3 separate regions of the Mus musculus genome follow, and all the other regions are linked to region 1. The links are chromatin loops, found by intact Hi-C in ENCODE. Cell type or tissue: left cerebral cortex. All regions are shown on one strand. Each heading gives the region's core, and the rest is flanking DNA. Links, peaks and the distances in the headings are about the cores only.

Region 1 (5,844 bases), core at 845-5,844:
TCTGTTGCTAAAGGAGAAAGCCCATAACTCGTCTTCTGAGACTCAAGACCATCACCTAAGCTGCTCTCTAACAGGTTACTTCAGTACTGTGTCATGGTGGTGCTAAGGACTGAAGGTATAAGACAAGACAAACATCAAACATTGCAAAACAAGACAGACATCATTCCAGCGTGCAGGAGGCGTACAGCATTACAAGGTCTTAATGTATTGAACTACGTCTGTGTGACTGCAATCGAAGAGAAGCCAGGGAATTGAGTGAGAGCTTATGAGGACCGTTAGTCTACCTGTAGGTGGAGCAGTGAAGAAAAGCAGGAACAATTTTTCTGAACACGTTTTCCGTTTCAACATCATAGCTTTGTGTGTGCTAGGACAGTCATTTTTATTTTTAAAATATCTAAATCTTAGGTGTATGATGATTTGCCTGTGCATACGACTGTGGACCATGTACACACTGGATGCCTGCATAGGCCAGAAGAGAGTATTAGAGCCCCCAGAAGTGAAGTTACAGATAGTTATGAGCCACTATGTGGGTGCTGGGAAAGGAGCCGAGATTCTCTGCAGAGCAGCAAGTGTTCTTAACCACTGAGCTATTTTTCTAGTACGTATTTATTTTTAAGACAGGATTCCACCATGTAAATTGGACTGGCTGGTCTACATAGTTACCAGTTACATTCTAGGCCAGCTTCAGATATACAGTGAGGCCCTATCTCAATAACCAACAAACAAACAACCTTGTCTTATATGCTCTAATTATAATCTACATATTTCTCACATGCTAACTTAAGAAAGATACCATTACTAGTCTCCTAATCAGGGGAAGGGCTGAGGTTCTAACTCTAAAAAGTCTGGTTCCAGAATCTGTACTCCTTGTTTTGTTCATTTATTTTTGGTTCTTAGACAGGCCAGAATCTGTGGGTTTTGTCTTACTTTCAACTTCTAGGGTCTTGTGTAGCTGTTTGGTCTTGAACTCATACATAGCCAAAGGCAACTTCTCCTGCCTCCACCTCCTAAAAGCCAAGACTATGGGCTATTATTATTATTACTGTTTTTTATTTGGTTGGTTTTGTTTTTTTGTTTTGCTTTCTTTTGTTTGAGACAGGGTTTCTCTCACTCTGAGGACTGGCTGACCTTGATCGAACTCAGAGATCCAACTTCCTCTGTCTCTCAAGTGACACCACCACCCAGCTTCTCTCTCTCTCTCTTTATTTTTCTGTGTATACAATGTTCTGTCTGCACATCAGAAAAGGGTATCAGATTTCATTATACATGGTTATGAGCCACCATGTGGTTAAGGGGAATTGAACTCAGGACCTTTGGAGAAGCAGCCAGTGCTCTTAACCTCCAAACCATCTCTCCAGACTAGGGCAATGGTTTCTATTAAGGATTAACGTTCCTGGGCTGGTGAGACAGCTCTGGGATTAAGAGCGTTTACTGCTCTTGCAGAGGACCCAGGTTCAGTTCCCATTCAAACATGCGGCTCAAAACTGCCTGTAACTCCAGTTCTAGGGAATCCTGCGCCCCTTCGGGTTCCTATATGCATGTGGTGCACATAAACACAGAAGGTCAAATCATACATATACATTAAATAAGTCTTGCCAAAAAAAAAAAAAAAAAAGCCTCAAAAACTAAAAACAGGTTCAAATTTCTTATTATACGAGATTTCTTATTATGCGTTTCCTACAATAATATGTAATCACTGACAGCCACTTTTCAGAGGGAAACACTAGAACAAGTCAGGGCCGTCTGACTTCGGAGAGATACCATCTCGCTCCCAGGAAAGCCTAAAAAGCCACTAACCTGGGGACCCGCCAGTTGCTTCCCTTCGTTTTCGACTTTCCCGCTAGAAGAACGGCGCTCTGACGCCATCAAAGCCGCGCCGTGGCGTGACGTTACTCGCCCGCACCGGAAGTTGACGGCCTGGCGGCCCAGCTGGAAACAGTGCGCGGAGAAAGCTAGGCTGCCCCAGATTCCACGCCAGCCAGACTGAGGGGCGGGTGAAGGCCCGGAGCCGAAAGCCGGGAGGAACCCAACTCCTCCCGACCCGCAGCGAACTCTCAGCGAAGATGGCGGGGCCCGAGCTGCTGCTTGACTCCAACATCCGCCTCTGGGTGGTCCTGCCCATCGTTATCATCACTTTCTTCGTGGGCATGATCCGCCACTACGTGTCAATCCTACTGCAGAGCGACAAGAAGCTCACCCAGGAACAAGTGTCTGACAGGTCAGTACCCTCACCCTATCCTGCTGACCTCACTCCCGGGTGACCTTGGTCAAGAAAGTGCAGGGATTGATTGTATCACTTTAACTGAGTTTTCATCGCGCCCCTACGGGTTGACCTTGGCGGTTAGCTGTGTTTCATTTTTGTCAGTAAAATGGGAATAATCTCAGTACCTACCTAATAGAGAGAGCAGGCATGTAGATGTTAGATTGGATGATACCTAAAAGCCTTTAGCCCAGGGCCTTGCATGTACTAAGTGTTTAAGAAAACGTTCTTAATATTGTTAGGCTAGTTGCCAACCGTCAGTGAGGTTCTCTCTGAACTATCCTGCTCCATTCCGTTATTAAGAGTACCCACTGAGAGTCAGATGCAATATTCCCTTGAGTCCTGCTAACATCCAGGCAAGTGAATTTCATAATCTACACTACCAAAGAACTGTAGTGATCTGCTGAGATGCTAAGGTATAAAGTGCCTCCAAAGCTTGGAGACTACCACAGAGACGTGTGAGGAGTTGCGATGGACCATTCCACCTGCCTCCTCTCCTCACTTGCCTTCTTACAGTGCTTTTCTGTGGGAGACAGAACTTTGACATAACTTCAGCCACTTCACATTAAAATCAGTAACAGTTTTCAATCACTTATTCTAGTCATTTTCAGAGACTAGCTGAAGACAGTGCTGCTGGTTCCTTGACTTGTCCAGATCACATAGGAATCACTTTAATGAAGAGAAACGTTTCAAACGTTTCTGCAGAGAACAGAAAACAAAAACCAAAACAAAACAAAAACCTCATTTTGCCGGGCGTGGTGGCACACACCTTTAATCCCAGCACTTGGGAGGCAGAGGCAGGTGGATTTCTGAGTTCAAGGCCAGCCTGGTCTACAGAGTGAGTTCCAGGACAGCCAGAGCTATACAGAGGAACCCTGTCTCGAAAAACCAAAAAAAAAGAAGAAGAAGAAAAAAAAAAAAAAAACCTCATTTTATCGTATTTAAAAGTTACTTTCTTTTTGTGGCAAGTAATACTGGATTTCCATTTGCTGGTGATTTAAAGATCACCTTAAATTAAAAACACTTTAAAAAAAAAAAGATTTATTTTATGTATGTGAGCACACTGTTGCTGTGTTCAGGCACACCAGAAGAGGGCATCAGATCTCACTATAGATGGTTGCAGCCACCATGTGGTTGCTGGGATTTGAACTCAGAACCTCTGGAAGAGCAGTCAGTGCTCTTAATGGCTGAACCATCTCTCCAGCCCTAAAAACACTTCTTCTGCAATGAGGCTGTGATGTAACTCAGTTGGGTACAGTGCTTGGACAGCTGGCTTTGAAGCCCTGGGTTCCTTACCCCAGCATAAGCCAGCTATGGCAGTGTAAGCCTGTAATGCCAGGACTCAAAGATGGAGGTAGGAAGATCAGAAGCTCAAGCAAGCTACCTATAGACTGGAGGTCAGGCTGGTGCACATGAGAGTCTGTCCCCCAAAATGTCCAGCTTGGGTATTTTCGATTGTCTTTTTTTTTTTTTTTTTTTTTGTCTTTCCTTATTCTGCTGCTGATAATAATAATAACAACAGCAATAATAATAATAAGCCAGCTTTATGAAACATTCTAAGCAGGTACAATGATAAGGACTTAACATTTGTTAATTTATTTAAAACCAAAAAGCAACTCAATGTGGTTGATACTGTCCTCATTTTATAGAAACTGAGACTTTAACAGAGTTCCGTAATAGTAATGGATGATGACAATTCATGACTTTAAGCTAAATCTCGTGGTTCCCAAGCCTAGGTTCTTTCTTTTTCCCAACAGTGCCCACTATGACTATTTTGTGTGCCATTAGTTTCAGAGCTGACTAGAGACAGCCCCCTGAAGCAAGCCTTAGGAAGTTAGCTTAGTACAGACTTGAAAACTACAAGAAGATGGGGAGTGGAGAAAACTCAGTAATTTAAATTTTATTTAGTTTTTTTTTAAGTATCTACTTTTGCTAGCATGGTGGTGCATGCCTTTCATCCCAGCACTCAGGAAGCAGAAGCAGGTAGATATGTGAGAGTTCCAGGGCAACCTGGTCTCTTTAGAATGTTCCAGAACAGCCAGAGCTACATAACAGAGAGACCCTGTCTCAAAAAAAAAATGTATTTTTGTTTTGTTCTTTGTGATTGAGCGTTTGCCTGCATGTATGAATTGTGTATGTACTGTATGTGTCGTGCCTGCGGAGGCTAGAGGAGGGGGGTGGATCCACTGGAGTTGGAGTTATAGAAAACTAGTTGTGAGCGGCCATGTGGGAGCTAGGAACTGAACCAGGCTCCTCTACAAGAACAACAAGTGGGTTAACTGCTCAGCCATTGCTCCAGCCTCATTCAACAGTTTCTGATTCCTGTAAAATAATTGTCATTTTATCCTCACAACGAAGCATGCTATCCTAACCCCGCTTTTATAACTAAAAGGAAAATCAGAGAAATCAAACAGCCTTTCCAAAGTCATCAGGGTAATAGAGCATTGCATTTGTACAGATTGAGTGTAACTATGTGATGCAGTTTTCTGCCCTGGTTCACCTCACAGTTTTAGAGTGATGATTCTAAATGACATCAGACCCTCAGCTCTTTTAGTATTCTTTTTTTTGTTGTTGTTTGTTTTTTTTTGGTTTTTTGTTTTTTTTGAGACAGGGTTTCTCTGTGTAGCCTTGGCTGTCCTGGAACTCACTCTGTAGACCAGGCTGGCCTTGAACTCAGAAATCCACCTGCCTCTGCCTCCCGAGTGCTGGGATTAAAGGCGTGCGCCACCACTCCCGGCTCTTTTAGTATTCTACAGATGAATTATACAGTTTATATATAAGAAGGTTGGTTGGTTTGTTGGTTTGTTTTTCAAGAACTTTTAAAAGGTAACACAGTGTCCGAGGTGTAATAATCAGAAATAAAGGAAAGAGATTTTTAGTATGCATTTCATACATGCATATTTGTGCACAGCTATCTTACAAGATGTCATATGCATACATCTAGCTATAAAATCACAACTAGGACAGATCAATTGTGGGCTAAAGCAGATGATGTCACAGAGGCAGTACTGTCTATAAATGGTATACTAAGTCTACCCAGAACCTGTTTATAAACTTAGTAGCTAGAAAGCCTGTGCTCCTTCCACACTGGAGTTAGGTTTGCACCTTAGATAACTAGAATAGTTGAGTGAGGTATACAGAAGTAGTGTAGGACATAGGACCATTCCTTGTTACATAACTACCTAGCATTGAGGATATCATAACATCTCTAAATCCATGACAAGTGACAGTTATATGGCATTTCTCCTCCACACTGTCATTACGACAATCAAAAAAGTTCCAGATATGTCAAACAGGGTAGCTTACACCTAGACTCCTAGAGCAGGGGAAGCTTACGTAGGATCACCATGGGTTTGAGATCAGATAGGGTAAGGGCTATAGTGTAAGACATTGTCTCACACCAACCCTTTCCCTTGAAATAGCCAGGGATAATGGTACACAACTATAATCCCAGCACATGGAAGGATGAGGCAGGAGAATTGAGACGTCATGGCCAGCCTGGGCTCAGTGAAACACCTTCTCAAAAGAAACAAAAAGTTGCCCAGATTTCCATAAGGCCTCTAGAGGGTGGTACTATCCCTGTG
Region 2 (8,416 bases), core at 1,959-6,958, 150 kb before region 1:
ACCACTGGACATGGGTTGTGGGAACTAAACTCAGGTCCTCTGCAAGAACGGCTGTATGCATTATTAACCACTGAGCCATCTCTCCAGTCCCAATTTAATCTTATTTTTTTAGGATATGAATGTATGTATGTATGTATGTATGTATGTGTAGCTGTGTATTTGTCCTGTGTGTGAGTGTGAGCAGAAGCCAAAAGGCAGCATCAGATCTCCTGTAGCCAGAGTCACAGAAGGTTGTGAGCCACCTGACATAGATCCTGGGATCTGAACTCAGGTCCTCTGCAAGTGCCCTTAACTGCAAAGTCATCTCTACAGCCTCATGAATTAATCTTATTAACATGTACACAGGCCCTTTTTGTTTCTGCTGATATAGCAATGCGTGTGATAAGTCTTGCAATGAACTGGGACAAAAAGCAGCAGGTCCCCAAAGGTCACCCTTGACTGTACCCACTCTGCAGAAATCGGAGTCACAAGCATTACCAACTGCAAGCAGCTTCTCCAAGAGAGGCAACGTGAAGGGGGAGAGCTGGGGACCTAGCGGGAGGACCTAGCATCAACAGGGGCAAAGCAGGATCCCAAGGGAGTCAGAGCTACCTCTTTCAAAAGGGCATTTGAAATGTCTTACCAAGAAATAAGCAAGAAGGACAGCAAACAAACAAAACAAAACAAGACAAAACAAAACGAAGGGCATGCATGTGATTGCTGCTCAGGACTGACCCCAGAGTGCCAGGAATCATGCCACCTCCACACAAAGCAGGAGCAGAGTCAGGAGCGAGAGAGTAACTCATTTATGAGGTCAAGGCTGTAGCCCAGTTGGTCCTCTGCTTATATAGCAGCCTCAAAGCCAGGTAGACAGACAACGGTGCTGTGTGCCTTCAATCCTAACACTTAGGAAGTAGAGGCAGGAGGATCAGGAGTTCAAAGTCAACCCCTACATTTGTTGTATCAAATTGCTGTATACTTATTTGTTTTTAGTGTATGTGTGTATATATATATTTCACTGCTACATATCTATGTGCATATAAATATGTCCATATTTATAATTACATATTATAAGACACACAGCATCTTAAAGCTGATTTGACAACACGCACCTATAACCCCAGCACTCTACAGAGACTGAGGAAGAGGTCTGTAAATTCAAGGCAAGCCTGAGTTACATAGTGAGGCTTGGTTTTGCCATCTAGAATGCATCCCTACCTAGTCTCTGTCCCTTGGTCCACTCTAGTCACCCACTCAGCCAACCCTTCCTCTACAAGGCCTTCATCTGCCTCCAAACACAACTGGCTAAAAAAAAAAGTCAATGAAATGATTCCTAATGATATTGTGCTATAGTCATAGACCAATGCCTGCCCAACAATCACCAGAGAGTCACATCCAGCAACTGATGGGAACAGATGCCTAACACTAGGCTGAGCCAGGGAAACCCCACAGAAGAAGGGGGCAGAAGAATTGTGGGAGACAAAGGGGTTGAGGAGACCATGGAAACAGGGTTCACAGAATCAACTAAGCTGGGCTGACAGGGGGCTTACTAAGACTGAAGTCACTTTCACGGACCCTGCATGGGTCTGTGCTAGGTCCTCTGCATATTATATACCTTTTGCTTGTGTAGCTTGGTGTGCTTGTGGGTCTCCTCACAGTGGGAGTGAGGGCTATCTCTGACTCTCTTGCCTGCCCTTGGGACCCTTTTTCCTCCCACTAGGTTACCTCATCCAACCTTGCCATTACAGTTTGCATCTAGTCTTATTAAATCATGTTGCTATAGTCTTGTTCGGTTGATATCCCTGGGAGGCCTGCTGGGACGTTTTTTGTTTTATTTTTCCAAGGGAAATTGAGGATAAGTGGTTTTGGGAGAGAGGAGGTAGGTGGGACTGGAAGGGATGGGGGAGGTGAACTACAGTTGGGGATGTAATATAAAAGAAGAATTAAAAACAATTTAAAAGATAAAAATGAGGCAAGTGTGGTGTCATTAGACCTATGGTTCCTGGTCACTGGAAGCTAAGGCACGAAGATCGCTTGAGCCCAGGAGTTCAAGGCTAGCTGGGCAATAGAATTTTATCTCAGCGGGAGTTTCAGAATCTGGGAACACAACATGCCTGACACCATCAGAGATTCAATACCTAGAAGTAAAGATGGCTAAGGGTGCCATGGCGCTTCTGGCACTCACTTGGGGTCCAGAAAAGCATGAGCTTTTAACTATTTATCTTTGGGGAAACTTAGCCTTAACCCCGAGCAGTCGAGGAAGAAGAAATAGGCTTGTAACAGCGAAAGCACATGAGTGGTTTGCAGAGAGAGACAAGTTACCACAAAGAAAGGGGATCCAGAGGCAGTTCCCAGAGCCCCGCCCTTGAGACCCTCCAGGGAAGAAAGATCTTATTTGTAGCCAGCAACAGCATCTGCTACTGGCAGTGAGTTCACAGTGTGGGGAGCTTGACTCTATTGTCAGGGCTGTGTACAGGCTAGGACAAAGTGTCCTTGACAAAAGCATCAACCAGGAACCCAGGAGAGGCTCAAGAGCCAACTCCCAGGACCCAGGAAATGTGAAGGAAAATTAGAGCGAGCGACTAGTGAGTGAAACCACAGGACAAAATGTCAATCAGAGCTGGGGCGTGGTGGCACATGCCTTTAATCCCAGCACTCGGGAGGCAGAGGCAGGCGGATTTCTGAGTTCGAGGCCAGCCTGGTCTACAAAGTAAGTTCCAGGACAGCCAGGGATACACAGAGAAACCCTGTCTCGAAAAACCCACCAAAAAAAAAAAAAGGCAATTGGAGGTAGGGGGAGGGGAGGGGTAAGGACAACCCCACCCTCACCCCACCCCCGACTTGATTAGCAAGGACTCACCAAAGAAAGGAAGGCAGGCTGAAACAGAGGAAAAGGCTCACTCAGAGGGCTGCAGCTGACTGTGTGGCACAAGTCTGTAATCCCAGAACTCAAAAATAGGCAGAGGCAGGAGGATGACCAAGAACTCAAAGCCATCCTAGACCATAATGTAAGATCAATCCCCTCACAGATATACATACCCCCCACACACAAAAAAAAAAAGAAAAGAAAAGAAAGAAAAGAAGAAGAAAACTAAGGCTAGAATGAGGCTTAGCAGTTGCATACACACGGCAGCGCCAGTTGCTGTGCTTCTAAAATGGCAGTGTGGGAAGATGTCATGGATGCCAAGAGCTCTGGTCTGAGGCCTGAGAACTTTGCATGTGGTGGGCAAGGCCCTCCCTGCCCACATGGACGTGTGCCCAAGGATACCAGCCAACCAACCCGAAGTGACTGGATCTCTTACCAGGTAAACTGGACTGCGGTCCTTGTCCATCGCAGGGATGCCGGTAAGGACCTCGGCCAATACCTGGGTAGGAGAGAACACAGAGTTGACACACACAGTCAGCAAAAGACTTAGACAATGACAAAGGCTTCATCTTTTCTGATATTATTACTGTTAATACTATTATTATTTAATAATAATAGTAAATAAAATAAATAATAATTTATTTATTTATTGAGTGTGTGTGTGTGTGTGTGTGTGTGTGTGTGTGTGTGTGTTGGTATTCACCCGCCATGGCACTTGCACAGAGGTCAGAGAGCAACTTGTGAGAACTGGAGCTCACCTCCCACTGCGTGGGTCCCCGGACTGGAACTCAGGTTGTCAGGCTTGGCAGCAAGCACCTTTTCCCACTGAGCCATGTTGCAGCCCCTTTTTCTTGTTTTGGTTTGGTTTGGTTTGGTTGTTTGATTGATTGATTGATTGTTTCAAGACAGGGTTTCTCTGTGTAGTCCTGGCTGTCCTGGAACTCACTCTGCAGACCAGGCTGGCCTCAAACTCAGAAATAAGCCTGCCTCTGCCTCCCAAGTGCTAGGATTAAAGGAGTGCGCCACCACTGCCCAGCCCTTTTCTTGGTTTTTTGTTTGTTTGTTTGTTTTTGTTTGGTTTGGGTTGGTTTTTTTTGGTTTGTTTTTGTTTTTTTGTTTTTTTTGTTTTTCTTTTTTTTAAGACAAGGGTCTTTTGACATTACTCTGTAGCTGAGGGTGGCCTTGAGTTCCTGATTGTCTTGCCACCCTACCAGGATTCCCCACCCCCACCTACTTTACTCACTCACAGAGGAACACAGCCCTGAGCCAACACCCAAGTGGGAAACTGTGATTTGTACCTGTGCGAAGAGCAAGCCTGCCATTCCTGTTCATGAGATTCTCAGCAGTGTAAAAGATTCAGGAGTGAGCCAGGTGGTGGTGACGCACACCTTAAATCCCAGAACTCAGGAGGCAGAGACAGGTGGATCTCTACCCGCTCCAGGCCAGTCCGGCCTATAGAGCTAGTTCTAGGATAGCCAAGGCTACCCAAAGAAACTCTTGTCTCAAAAAACAAACAAACAAACAAACAAACAAAAAATAAAACTACAGACATGGGAGACAGACACAGAAGCCTGGACTGGAAGTCCAGCTCTGCACAAGAAGTGAGTCCCAGGGTTGGGAACTGAAACTTGGGCCAGAATCTGCATGTGTCACGTGGGGTAGAGCAGCTATGCTGCAAGATGAACAGCAATGGTGTCTCTCCCACACCCTCCTGCAACAAGTTAGAGCAGTAAACCACAGGTTAGGCACTGAGGTTACCCTGCTCACGGGGAGCGTGACAACAGTGGCCAGGAGGGGGCAGCACAGAGCACTCCATAGAAAAGGGTCTACAGTCAGTTGAGAAGAGGCAGTCAGCAAGGTCCTTGCAGGAAGGAACAGAGGAAAACAAATCAGGAGATAGACATCTCCTCTGTCTCAGCCATGTGATTCCGGAAGGAACAAGTCTCTGACAAGGGTCACTTAGTGAGCATAAAAACACTGAGACAACAGCGGGCAAGATGAGGTACTGGCGTGCAGGCCAGACTATTAGGGTTCAATCCCACAAGGTGGCAGGAGAAAGGCCACAACTCCAGATAGTTATTCTCTGACCTCCATATGCAGTATGGCATGTGCACACCTGCACACACATGCACGCATGCACATGCATATGCACACACACATGCACATAGGCACAAACATGCACACATGCACACACTCACACTAATACTACAATACCCATATATACACATCCTATTACACTCTTTTTAAATTTTATTTATTTATTTACTTACTTAATTACTTACTTATTTACTTATTTGAGACAAGTCTCTCTATAGAGCCCTCACTGCCCTGGAACTCACTTTGTAGACCAAGCTGGTCTTGAACCCACAGAGATCACCTGCCTTTGCTTTCTGAGTGCTGACATTAAAGGTATTTGCCACCACATCCAGCCCCATTACTACTCTATAAGCACCACTAACACCCCACTTTCCAGAAGGCAAAACTGAGGCCCAAACATGGGGTGGGCAGGTGTTAGATGGCGGAAGTGCCTGGACTGCACTAGGCCATACTGCCTGGTAGTTGGAGGGTCTGCCCTATTGCTTTGTTTTGACTTATTTCAATCTTTGTTTTCATTTGCTTTATTCTGTTCTGTTTGTTTTGAGATATAGTCTTCCTAAATTGCCTAGGTTCCCCTAGAACTCGCTCTGCCTCCTCTCCCAGAGAGCCACTGGTTCTCCAAGTAGGGCTGCTTAGCCTCACCGACACACTCACAGGAAACTCTAGGGGGGGATCAAATGGGGAAAATGGGAGCCAGCAGAGTGGCCAGCCAGGGGCAGAAGGAAACTGAATCTGGGACACAGAGGTCCAGTTGAGGGCAGAAGGCGGCCTGGTGAGGGCTCCAGAGGCAGATGTGAACAGACAGAAGACTGTGGTCACAGAGAGGAAGGACAGAGTTCAAGACAGGGAGGAAGGCACATGCAAAGCCCTGAGCGCAACAGTCTGAGTTTGGCTGCAGGCAACAAACTGTGCATCTCGGGTCACATTCCCAATGCTGTGGAACATTCTGTGGTCTTGCAACACCAAGTCGGACAGACAGACAGCAAGAAAACCAGGCTCTGCTGTCAAGTGGGGTTGCAGGGGCTTGCATCACCTTCTCTGCTGGGTTCACAACAACCAGGTCACAGGGTCAGCACCCTATTAAGTCTGGAATGAAAAGCCCGCTTGGCTTTGCTCGACAGTATCTTCCAAACCTATCCGTCCTCTCAGCCCTTTTAACACACCCATCCTGCAGACATCAACAGGACTCAGTGTGTCCTAAAGATGAACTGAGCAGACTATCAGGCTCAGACTACAGACGCTTTACAGTACGCCCTGAGCACCCGGCACCCGGTCCTGAGGCAGGGTATGCAGGAGAGGTAGATGGTCACCGATGGAAGAGTGATGAAGAAACATGACAGAGAAATAGGTGGTAGGCCAACAGTATGGACGGGAAGCAGGAAGTCGAGAGATAACATCTACAGCCCACAGAATCACCAACCATACACAGTTTCTGTATATACCTGTTTACCATTTTTTAAGAGTTTCTGACACAAGGTTAAGTTGACCTAGAACTCGCTATGTAGCCCAGGCTAGCCTGAACTAAAAGCAATCTTCCTGCCTTGACTTTCCAAGTGCTGGGATTACAAACATCTACCCCCATGCCCAGCTATGTAAACCTTTTTAACCATGAAAATCACTTATAACTCAGAAGCCATGTAAAATAGACCATAGAAGTTAGGCCTGGTTGCACACAGCTGCAATTCCAGTACTCAAAGGGCTGAGGCAGGATCGTGGTTGGTGGCTAGGCTGGACCACAGGGACCCAGTGACACCTTATTGCAAAAATTTGGGAAGTATGGCTCAGTGGTAGAACACATGTCTCGCATGTCTGAGGGTCTCGGTATTATCTCCGGTACCAAAAATGGGGGTGGGGAGGCAAATTAGGGACATACGTCAGTCCGTGAATGGTCACCTTGTGAACATAGGACTTGAGAGCTCAGATCCTGAGATTCTCATATACAAATGCCAGATGTTGTGGTATGCACTTGTAATTCAAGCCCTGGGGAGACTGAGACAGGAGGATCCTTGGGGTTCACTGGTGAGTCTAGCCTAACTCGTGAGCTTCAGGTCCATGAGAGAGCCGATCCCAAAGGAGGTCGATACTACCTGAGCGTCTCACTCGAACTACACCCCCATCCCACACCCCACACATAATGCACACCCACAGACTAAGAGCAAGTGAAATAAACGGTTTTCAAAGATGCCTTTGTCTCGGATCTGGCCTGGAGGCCACAGTCCAGCAGCCTCTGCTGTAACTCCACGCAAGCCCCACGCTTACAGCCAGCCTGTGGGCAGACGAGGAAATGCTTACAATTCCACAGCTGAAGATGTCCACCTGCTTGGTCAGCTGCCCCACTCTGATGAAGTGTTCCGGCAGATATGCAGCTGAGGCCTGGAACAGGTGAGTCCTCATGACGGTATATTTGGTCTTTTTATTGTCGGGATGAGGGTGAGCCACAGGATGAGCCAGCTTGGGGTTAAGATGCTGGTCCAGCAAGACGTTGGCACTGCGGGAAAGCAAGTGAAGAGGTTGCCGTGGAGACACACTGGCCAAACAATTTAGCACTGGGCAAGCGTCAGCCCTGGGAATGGTGGAGTGGAGGCACTCACAGAAGACACTCAACATGAAATAGCCAGCCATAAATGGGTAGGACCTTGGAAACCCACTCACTCCATTAAATGGAAATGGAGCTGAAAATTGGCCTAGTTGCCCCAGGAATATGCAGGAAATGCAGACTTCTACTCCCCACAGATGCCAGCCCTGGCCGGCCCCACCGCTCATCAGGTCAAGCCCACTGCTCATTCTGGCCTAGACTCCTCTAAAGCTGTTCCCATTACAAGCTCTGGCCTCTCTGGGGCCAACCCAGACACTGGCATCCTTTATAACCCAGTTACATCCTTTGTAACTCAGTTTGCTCAGGTTGTAGGGAAGGGGAGCTTTTTTTTTTTAATTTTTAAAGGGAGAAGTGAAAATATACTTTGATCCAGTCATAATTGGAGGGAGAGAAAATTCTCAGAGAGAGAATTCCTTGGGGGAGGGGGTATGCATGCCACATCTTGCCAGGGGAGCTCAGTGGGAAGTTTTGCAGGCTCTCTCCTTCCATCATTTAGATTCAAGGGATCAAACTCAGGCCATCAGGCCTGGCAGCGAGCATTTTCACCCGCTGAGCCATCTCACTGGTCCACCGAGCAGTATTTGAAAAAGAAGACACCAGGCCAGGCACAGTGGCAGCTCACCTATAATCCCCAGCACTTGGGAAACTAAGATAGAGCTGCTGGAAGTTCGAGGCCAGTGTAGGCTACGTAGTGAGCTTCAGGTCAGCCTGGGCTACACTGGTAAGTTAGAGGCCAGTTCTGCTCGACAGCAAGACTTTGTCTCAATAAACAAACAAAAAAAAAGTTTAAAAAATCTTTTTAATAATAGCCAGCAACTCCAATATCTACTATTAGGAGTATCTAAATAAGTGTGAGCAAGCCGCTTCACCGCAAGGTT
Region 3 (8,416 bases), core at 1,959-6,958, 170 kb before region 1:
AGCAGCAACCCCTAGCTGCCTCCAGGCCTGCAGCCCCCATTAGTGGATACTAAAAAAGAAAAATTTGCATCCAAGCAGACTCCAGAGCAAGCTGAGAAAGGAGGCAGACCAAACACAGCAAGACCAAGCTGGCATGAGGTTCAGATACTGAACACTACCAGTCCCACCTTCACCCCACAATGTGGGCAGCCATCTGACACAACTCCAGCCATGGCACAGACTGGAGAAGTGTGGGAGAGGAGACAGAAAGAATAAAGACCAGCTCTCCCCAGGTTACAACCACAGTATGGAAAAACATCATGTCTCTGTTGTCAGATGCCAAGAAATGGCAAAGTGAAAATAATGGTGACTAGGTCACAGGTGGATTTGTTTGTTTCAGATAGGGTCTCCCTACAATAACCCTGGCTACCCTAGAACTCACTATGTAGAGAGAGATGGCCTCAAACTCACAGAGATACACCTGCCTCTGCTTTTCAAGAGCTAGGATTAAGAATTTTCTTCTTGAATGTGACAGTAGTTCACGTTCTTAGGCAAGAAATACTGTCAACTCATCTGCAAATCAGGGCTTTGAACAGCCACAACTCTCCATCAAGAGAATTAGTCTTGTCTCTTAGCTTTGGTCCAGCTGTCTCTTTAAAGACAGCCATGGGTTTTTTGTTTTGTTTTTGGGGGGTTTTGAGACAGGGTTTCTCTGTGTAGCTCTGGCTATCCTGGAACTCACTCTGTAAACCAGGCTGGCCTCGAACTCAGAAATCCCCCTGCCTCTGCCTCCCAAGTGCTGGGATTAAAGGCATGTGCCACCACTGCCCAGCAAGACAGCCATTGTTAAAGTCCTGAAAACCCAACCATTTCTCCACTGCACCTCAGACCCTGCTTCAGTCCCCATGGGTGGAAGCATAGTAGATGAAATCCCAGCCCCTTCTGCCGCCCAACAAGATCTAGATTTGGATCCAGCCTCCCTGAATACTGTTCATTCCTTCTGCCCAGCTAAAGCGCTCACTCACATGTCAACCCCTGACCATTTATTTCTAGCCAGGCTAAAGAGCCCCTAACCTTGGCTCCCTCTGTATCTAAGTCCACCTCTGTCCTACACTCCGCATACTCCATTCCCAGGAGCCCTTGTCCGTCTTTGACAGCTCCCCAGTGGCATCCCCAGAAATGGCTCATGCCTAGTACGTGCAGTGTAGGGATGCAAGGGAGTTTCCTAGACTAGGACTGGTTGCCACTGAGAGGTAAAACAACCTGGACCTTTAATGCCACCTGGGCAAATGGAGTTTTTAATCAAGTATGGTGGCACATATCTGTAATCTCAGCAGAGGGGAGACAGGCAGGAGGATCAGGAATTCAAAGCAATCCTCAGCTATAAATCTGAAGTCTGGGGGCTAACATGAGACCCTATCACAAAACAAAAAAGAGCTTTCAAATTCGAGTAAGGAAAAGAAATATAAGCAGTATCTATCTTTTCAGAAACCTTGGAAAGCTCTCTGTATGATGAGCTACTGGACCCTACAGCAGCCACTCCCACATCTGAAAACAGGAAGCCTCTTACAGCTCATTGGTAATTAAAGGGTATTAATTTAAGCTTTTAAAAAATTACTGTATAAGCAGAGTCAAGTGCCAAAAGTTTCCTGTGGTTCTACTTAATGTTTAATTCATTTAAAAAGATCCTCTACACGTAACAGGAAGCCAGGTGTGCTGCACACCTTGTAACCCCAGTATTCTGGAAGCTGAAGCAATGGATGATATCTATGAGGTCCAGGCTAACCTAGGCTTTCAAGATCCTTGTCTCAAAACTGACAAACTTTAATGTAATACAGAGGGAAGAGGTAGAAATGATATAATAAAGTATTCATATGTGAAAATCTAAAAAAAGAAAATAATTTCAAGTTACTTTTAAAATGTAATAAGGATTGAGATCGCAAAAAGCCTCACAAACCACCCAGATAGCATGACTGCTTTCCTGGAGTTTCTGTCATCTGCAGCTAGTGCAGGAATGCCATGTGCCCACTGAAACTGCAGCTCCTAACCTATGGATCTTGTAGTCAGAGGGCACAAATTTTCTCATGATATCCAACAAATCTTCATCAGCTTCACGGCAGTGAATGACCAAGGGCTTCTTCAGAGACACAGCCAGCTTCAGCTGCCTCTCAAACACCTGAGAGAAAACAAAGGGACAACAGCTAATTAGTGGCCCTTCTGCTGTCTCTAATTCTTTGCTTCTAAACTGTACAATAGAATTGTAAACATGATCACCATCTACTAGTCCTTTCTACATTGCCGATTCCTCAAAGCCCTCAAATCACTATCTTGTGCTGCTCACCAACCTGCAATCCTCACTGGTCCCCTAGGGAGACACTATGACCAACCCAGAAAGCAGTAACCCAGAACTTGAGGACCCTGCCCCAGCACCCCGAGGTTTGGTTCCCTGAGCAGCTAGCAAAGAACACTGTGCAGGCATCCAGTAAACAGCAGCTACACAAGTGTGACACTTCAGTGAGGAGCTCTCTGAACTGCTCCTCTTCCCTCGGCACACCTAACCTATGCCACTGGCACTATCCTGGTTTATGGTCTGTCCCTATGACACAAGCTAGAATCATTTGAGAAAATGTCCCCACCATATGGCCTTGTGGGGGATTTCCTTGATTGATGGTTGACATGGGGAGGCCCAGACCTCTGTGGATAGCACCACCCCTAGACTGGTAGTCCTAGGGTAGGTAAGAAAGCAGGATGAGCAAGCCATGGGAGTTAAGACCGTCAGCAGCATTCTTCTAAGGCCTTTGCTTCAGTTCCTGCCTCCTAGTTCCTATTCTAGAGTTCTTGTAGTTATTGTGTTTATAACTACAACAGAAATTCTCAGTAAGATAGAGCCCAAGTGGAAAAGCATTATGTCTCACTATCCTGACACTCTATTTTCCCCCATGTGTTCAGATGTAGTTACTTTATATATGTGTCACATGGCTAATACATTACTACCTGAAGCCAGATATGAAAAGAACCAGATGAAAACCAGCAAGCCAAATTCTGCAGTCAGGATCCCAACACTCCAGTCCCAAGGCCTATACAGCCTGCAGGATGCACATTCGGAGATTTCAAAGGCCTGCTAGCTGCTCTACCACATACATACATACATACATACATACATACATGCATGCATGCATGCATGCATGCATGCTCTACCACAACCACCACCTGGGAGCCAGAAAAGGATGGATGAACAATAGGAGGCAGCGGCACCCCCATCAGAGAAGTACACTGAAAGCCTCGCAGGACTCTTCCCCTACCTAAATGTCAAGTTCAAAAAATACTCAGGAAGAAGACAATGTTATAACTGCTAATAGTCATTATCTCAAATTGAAAGAGAATTAGTCTTCTTCGTACATTTTTGTACTTTTTAAAGTATTCTGTAACAGGCATACTTCATTTTATAAAACCAAAACAAACCTGTGAGATGGTACTATACTTGGAGAGGTAGACCCAACATACAGAGTTAAAGGTCGTCCTCAGCTAGATCGAGTTCAAGGCTACCTGAGATACATGATACCTAACCTCAAACAAGAAAATGAACTTTAAAAAAGTGTGCTGCTGTCAGACAGAAAGCAACTATCTTAGCACTGACACTAGCCATAGAAGGATTCCTATGTGCTGGGCAGCAGACCTTTAATCCCAGAGCTTGTTGAGAAGCAGAGGTGGGAGAATCTGAGTTCGAGGCCAGCCTGGTCTATGTAGTGAGTTCCAGGACAGCCAGGGCTACACTGAGAAACCCTGTTTTGAAAACCAAAAAAAAAAAAAAAAAAAAAAAGTAGTAGTAGTTTCAAAACAGGCAGCAGCAGGAGAGACTGCTCAACAGTTAGGTATATTTCCTGTCCTTCCCGAGGACCTGAGTTGATTTCCCAGATACCAGTAAAGAAGCTCACAAACACCTGGAAATCCACCAGGGCCTTTACTACCCTCTTAAGGTCTTCACCAGCTCCTGCACTCATGTACATATATTCACATATGGACACCACTAAATTAAATTAAATTAATTAAATTAGCTAGGTTTACAAAGGGAAACAAACAAAACAAATGAAATGCTATGGGGTGTGTCTCTGCAGCAGAGCACACTCCTAGCATTTGCAAAAATCCTGGATTTAATCTTCAACAATGCAAATTCCCTAACCAAACTAAACTAACAAAAACAAAACCCTCCACTAATAGAGTTTGTAAATTGGGCATGGTGGCAAGGGTTTATAATCCTGCCATGGGGAGGCTGAAGCAAAAGGACCACAATTTCAAGGCCAGTTTGATATAATGGCAAAATCATACATTAAAAAAAAAGAAAAAGCAGGAGGTATATCTTTAATCCCAGCACCTGGGAGGAAGAGGCAGGTAGATCTCTAAATTCAAGGACAGCCAGGGCTACACAGAGAAACCCTATCTGGGAGGGGGCGGGGGAAATGGCATACTAACAGCCCTTACTGGGAAGTTCAACCACTAAAGAAAATGCCTGAAGGAAAGCAGACTAGAGCCAGTACCTGGTGCTGTTCAGGAACTGGAGTAGTACACTTGTGAGAGTAGTCCAGCCCCATTTCCCCAAATGCCACAGCCTTGGGGTGGCGTAAGGCATGCAAAAGCTTTCTTTCTTGACTCTCATTATAGTATCGTGCAAAATGAGGGTGACAGCCAAAAGCCCCCCAAACCAGATCTTCTTTCAGAAGTTCCTCCCATAGGCCATCAGTCAGTGTCCTTGGATCACAGAAGTCAGAGATGCAGCCTTGAAACTCCTTAGGGAAGGAGCTGCTATAAATCTTTCTGAACTTTGTAAAGGTCCCCTTGAAAGACAGCTTGGAGTAGAGCATGTCTAGATGACAGTGGGTATCGATGAAGCCCTCTTCCAGGCTCAGCTCTCTGTGGCTCCTTGGCAAAGAGCTGGATGTGTGTTCTCTGGTGTGGTGAAGTGGTGTCTCCTCTTGGAATGTCCTCTTCCCCTTCACCTCCTCCTCCTCTGTGCTTCTGGAGAACCGAAGTGAGTGGGAATTCTGGAACCTACCTTCCTGGGCAATGTCTAGGCCTTTGGAGATGCTCTGGGACTTGGAGGAGTGAACACTCAGAAGATCCTGGCTGCTCTTCCCAGCCTGTGCCGAGTCATGGTTGCTGGATCCCACTAATGGATAACCAGGTGTCTTATGGCTGCTAGTCCAGTAGCTGGCATAGTCACACCATGGGCTACTATACAAATGAGGAGGGTACATTACACAGTCAGTGGGGAAGGAAGAGGATTCTGAAACTGCTGAGTATTTCAGTGGGACAGGTTCCTCTTGGGAGAACCTCACAGTGGCCAGCTCATCCACATCTGACCAGTCACTCCCTGAAGAGGGATGCTCCATCACCACCTCTCTGTCTGTGTGCTGCAGAGAAGAAAAGCAACAAGTCAGCTCTCCTATGGGTGACCCAACCCCTCCCTCACCCAATGCTGTGGTTGCAGAATGGTCTCTCCCCCCCAGAACAGACACTGACCTTAATCCCACTCTGCGGTTACAAAGGGTGTAAACTTAGCCTAACTTTGTGATTCAAAGGCCTTTGCAATGCAATCAGTTCAGATGAAAGCCATCAGTGTGGAACCTGATGATTGAACACTGGGACTCAAGGCAGAATTTCTCAGACTCCCTTGAAGCTAGATATTACTGCCTTTCCAGATGCTTCTAAATAAGTGTGAGAAGATTCAACGTGTACAATTTTTAAACCAAGTTCTCAAGAGAAAAGAAGTATATTATTTCCTTTTGTTTCATCTGCTTTCTACTGGCCAATGTCTAAGTAACAAACTCAATTCTATCACCATCCCCAATTTAGGCTATAAGATCGATACTGGGCTGGTGAGATGGCTCAGGGGGTAAGAACACTGACTGCTTTTCCGAAGGTCCTGAGTTCGAATCCCAGCAACCACATGGTGGCTCACAACTACCCGTAATGAGATCTGACACCCTCTTCTGGTGTGTCTAAAGACAGCTTCAATGTACTTATTTATAATAATAAATAAATCTTTGGGCCAGAACAAGCAGGGATGGAGCGAGCAGGGTCGACAGGAGTGAATGGGGTTGACCAGAGTGAGCAGAGGTCCTAAATTCAATTCCCAACAACCACATGAGGGCTCACAACCATCTGTACAGCTACAGTGTACTCACATAAAATAAATAAATGAATCTTTTAAAAAAAAATCGATACTGTATTTAGCAGGGTAGAGCATCAACACAGAAGAAGGCACCAAGATCCCTGCAGTTGGGATGGGACCCATCTTCTTAAGACAAAATTTTATTTTGTTTAAGCCACTATCATGTTGGTCTTTTTCAATAAAGGCAAACCTACACCCTACATTTAATAGAATTTTAAAGCATTTTTTAAAAAGCTGATTTGAAGTTTATTAATAACTGAAAGGAATGGCAGAAGAGAGACACTAATTTCCTGGAGTCCATGTTGAATAAAGCACTGCTTACGATCCTCAGAGGAGCTAGGAGTTAAGAGTTCTAGCCTAGAATTCCTAAGGCCCTGAGTCTGATCCTCCTAATGGTGGGAAACAGAGGTCAGGACGGGGGATGAAACTAAAAATAGTTTCATCTATATCACTTAGGATCAAACTAGAAAGACTAAATGACAAATATATGTAACTAAGAGAATTCAAAACCCAAAAACTAAACCAAAGAAATCTGGTGTGTGTTCATTTACCTTTTGAATATCTGCATGAGAGTCAGAGTTATCAAAAAATTCTAGGGCTGGAGAGGGTTTGTCAATAACTGTCCTTCGGTCCCCAAGCAGCTCCTCACTACTTTTCTTCACAGAATCTATGATCACTCTTCTGTCACTGAAGCTGCTCCTGTCTAGCGCAGACGCTTCCTTCTCCACACTGACCTTCGTATGTGACTCTTCTTTCTGAGAAACAGTAACTGTAACCTTTGCAGCTGGTCCCTCCTCAACGCTCTTGACCAGTTCTTCCCGGCTCCTGGACCGTCCTTCCCCACTCCTGGACGGTCCGTCCCTGCTCCTGGCTGGTCCTTCCACCTTCTTGCTTGGTCCTTCCACCTTCCTGCTTGGTCCTTCCTGATTAGGACAGTCTCCCAAGCTTGCCTTCCCCTGAGTGGTGGCAGCTTCTCCCTTCTTCTTGGGCATTGACTTCCCCAGGATGCCCTGGATGGCCTTCAGGTAGATCATTCTTGAGCCCTGGTCTTGAGGCCTGTCCTTCTTCCTTTTCTGGAACTTGTTGGGTTCCTCCATAGCATCACTCTGACCCTCAGCTTCTGTTGCAAATTCAGAGTTCGTAGAGCGGCAAGAACTATCTTTAGAATCAACCTGGAATTTAAAAGAAACTTTCAAAGGTTTGTTCCAAGAGCAATTTTCTACCTGCTACACTTAGTCGATGACAAGTCATTAGTGGGTCCATCAGCACAAGGGAAATCAAAGTGAGTGTGACAAGGTTAAGACTCTCCCAGAGAGGAGTTTCTCCCTCTCTACTGTGGAAAGCTCATATAATAAATAAGGTTTCAGTCACTTAAAATTCACTTCTAAAATGCAGCATGATCTCCTCTTGCCAGAGTGAGCAGGGAGCATGGAGATGTAACAGTAGAGTTGCAGTGGGAAGTGATTACACACTTCACACTAGACAAAATAACAGTTCATTGTTTTCTCACTGGAAGTGGCCCAGTCCTACTACAAAAATCAGGAAACCTAAGACCCTGACAAAGGATAGGACTGGCTCAATGAACCCAAGTCCCCCGGTCCTAAGTAAGTTCTTTTGCCCCTATGGCCTAACCTTCCTTCAAGTCTTCTCTTTCCCCAAACTGTAACCTTACTGCTAGAAGGGTACTTTCCCAAATATGACCTCAGCATGCACCAAGTCATTCTCACACCCACTCCCCACCTCCAGAAACACAGATAACTCCTCAGCCCTATTCTATCTTCTGTATGCACTCACTCCAAGAGTCCACAGGGGAGCCGCACTCAGCCTAGCATGGTCCAGCCCTCCCAAAGGCAACAGACCATGAAAACCTCCCCAGCTGTAAAACACAGCATACATGAACCCAGGGCATTCTACACTCTCTGCAGCTTGAGGATTTATATTAAGTTCCTCACAAAGTAAATACACTCTCTCAGACAGATACAGTGGCACACGCCTATAATCACAACACTAAGCTAAGGTAGGATGACCACTGTAAATGAGTCAGCCTGGGCTACATATTGAGTTCCATGTAAGTCTGAGTTATGTACTACAACTCTGGTTTCAGAAAATAAAAATAAAAGAAGCAGAAGCAGTGAGATGGTTCGACAACAAGAAGTTATTTCCCTCCAGGCGTGGTGGCATACGCCTTTAATTCCAATACTTGGGAGGCAGAAGCTGGAGGATTTCTGAGTTTGAGGCCAGCCTGGTCTACAGAGTGAGTTCCAGGAC

Evidence for each region. Peaks named below come from ENCODE experiments on the same cell type or tissue, not always from the same donor. Only the 100,000 strongest peaks of a DNase experiment are listed, where the experiment ranks them.
Region 2: it touches region 1 in a loop (2.1-fold over the local background); 5 of 42 quality-filtered maps call a loop at or near these places.
Region 3: it touches region 1 in a loop (3-fold over the local background); 6 of 42 quality-filtered maps call a loop at or near these places.

The regions. Positions count from the first base shown.
Region 1 is chr6:113,527,702-113,533,545 of GRCm38, reverse strand. It overlaps Emc3 (ER membrane protein complex subunit 3), which reads left to right and starts at 1,908. Exons shown (of 8, transcript NM_175101.3): 1 at 1,908-2,218. The coding sequence starts at 2,064. It overlaps Fancd2 (Fanconi anemia, complementation group D2), which reads right to left and starts at 1,864. Exons shown (of 44, transcript NM_001033244.3): 1 at 1,798-1,864. In left cerebral cortex, for the core only: CTCF peaks have their summits at 1,792 and 3,362 (motif pointing right); a DNase peak (open chromatin) is centred at 1,895; H3K4me3 peaks cover 1,622 bases; H3K27ac peaks cover 674 bases.
Region 2 is chr6:113,677,661-113,686,076 of GRCm38, reverse strand. It overlaps Irak2 (interleukin-1 receptor-associated kinase 2), which reads right to left. Exons shown (of 13, transcript NM_172161.4): 9 at 7,235-7,430; 10 at 3,282-3,344. Among named protein-coding and RNA genes, the nearest start is that of Tatdn2, 15 kb to the left of the region's middle. In left cerebral cortex, for the core only: a CTCF peak has its summit at 4,638 (motif pointing right); a DNase peak (open chromatin) is centred at 4,652.
Region 3 is chr6:113,701,005-113,709,420 of GRCm38, reverse strand. Tatdn2 (TatD DNase domain containing 2) reads right to left here. Exons shown (of 8, transcript NM_001347356.1): 3 at 6,700-7,320; 4 at 4,515-5,387; 5 at 2,028-2,155. Mir7042 (microRNA 7042) reads right to left here and starts at 2,213; the gene lies at 2,156-2,213. In left cerebral cortex, for the core only: no CTCF peak of the experiment used is centred there; no DNase peak of the experiment used is centred there.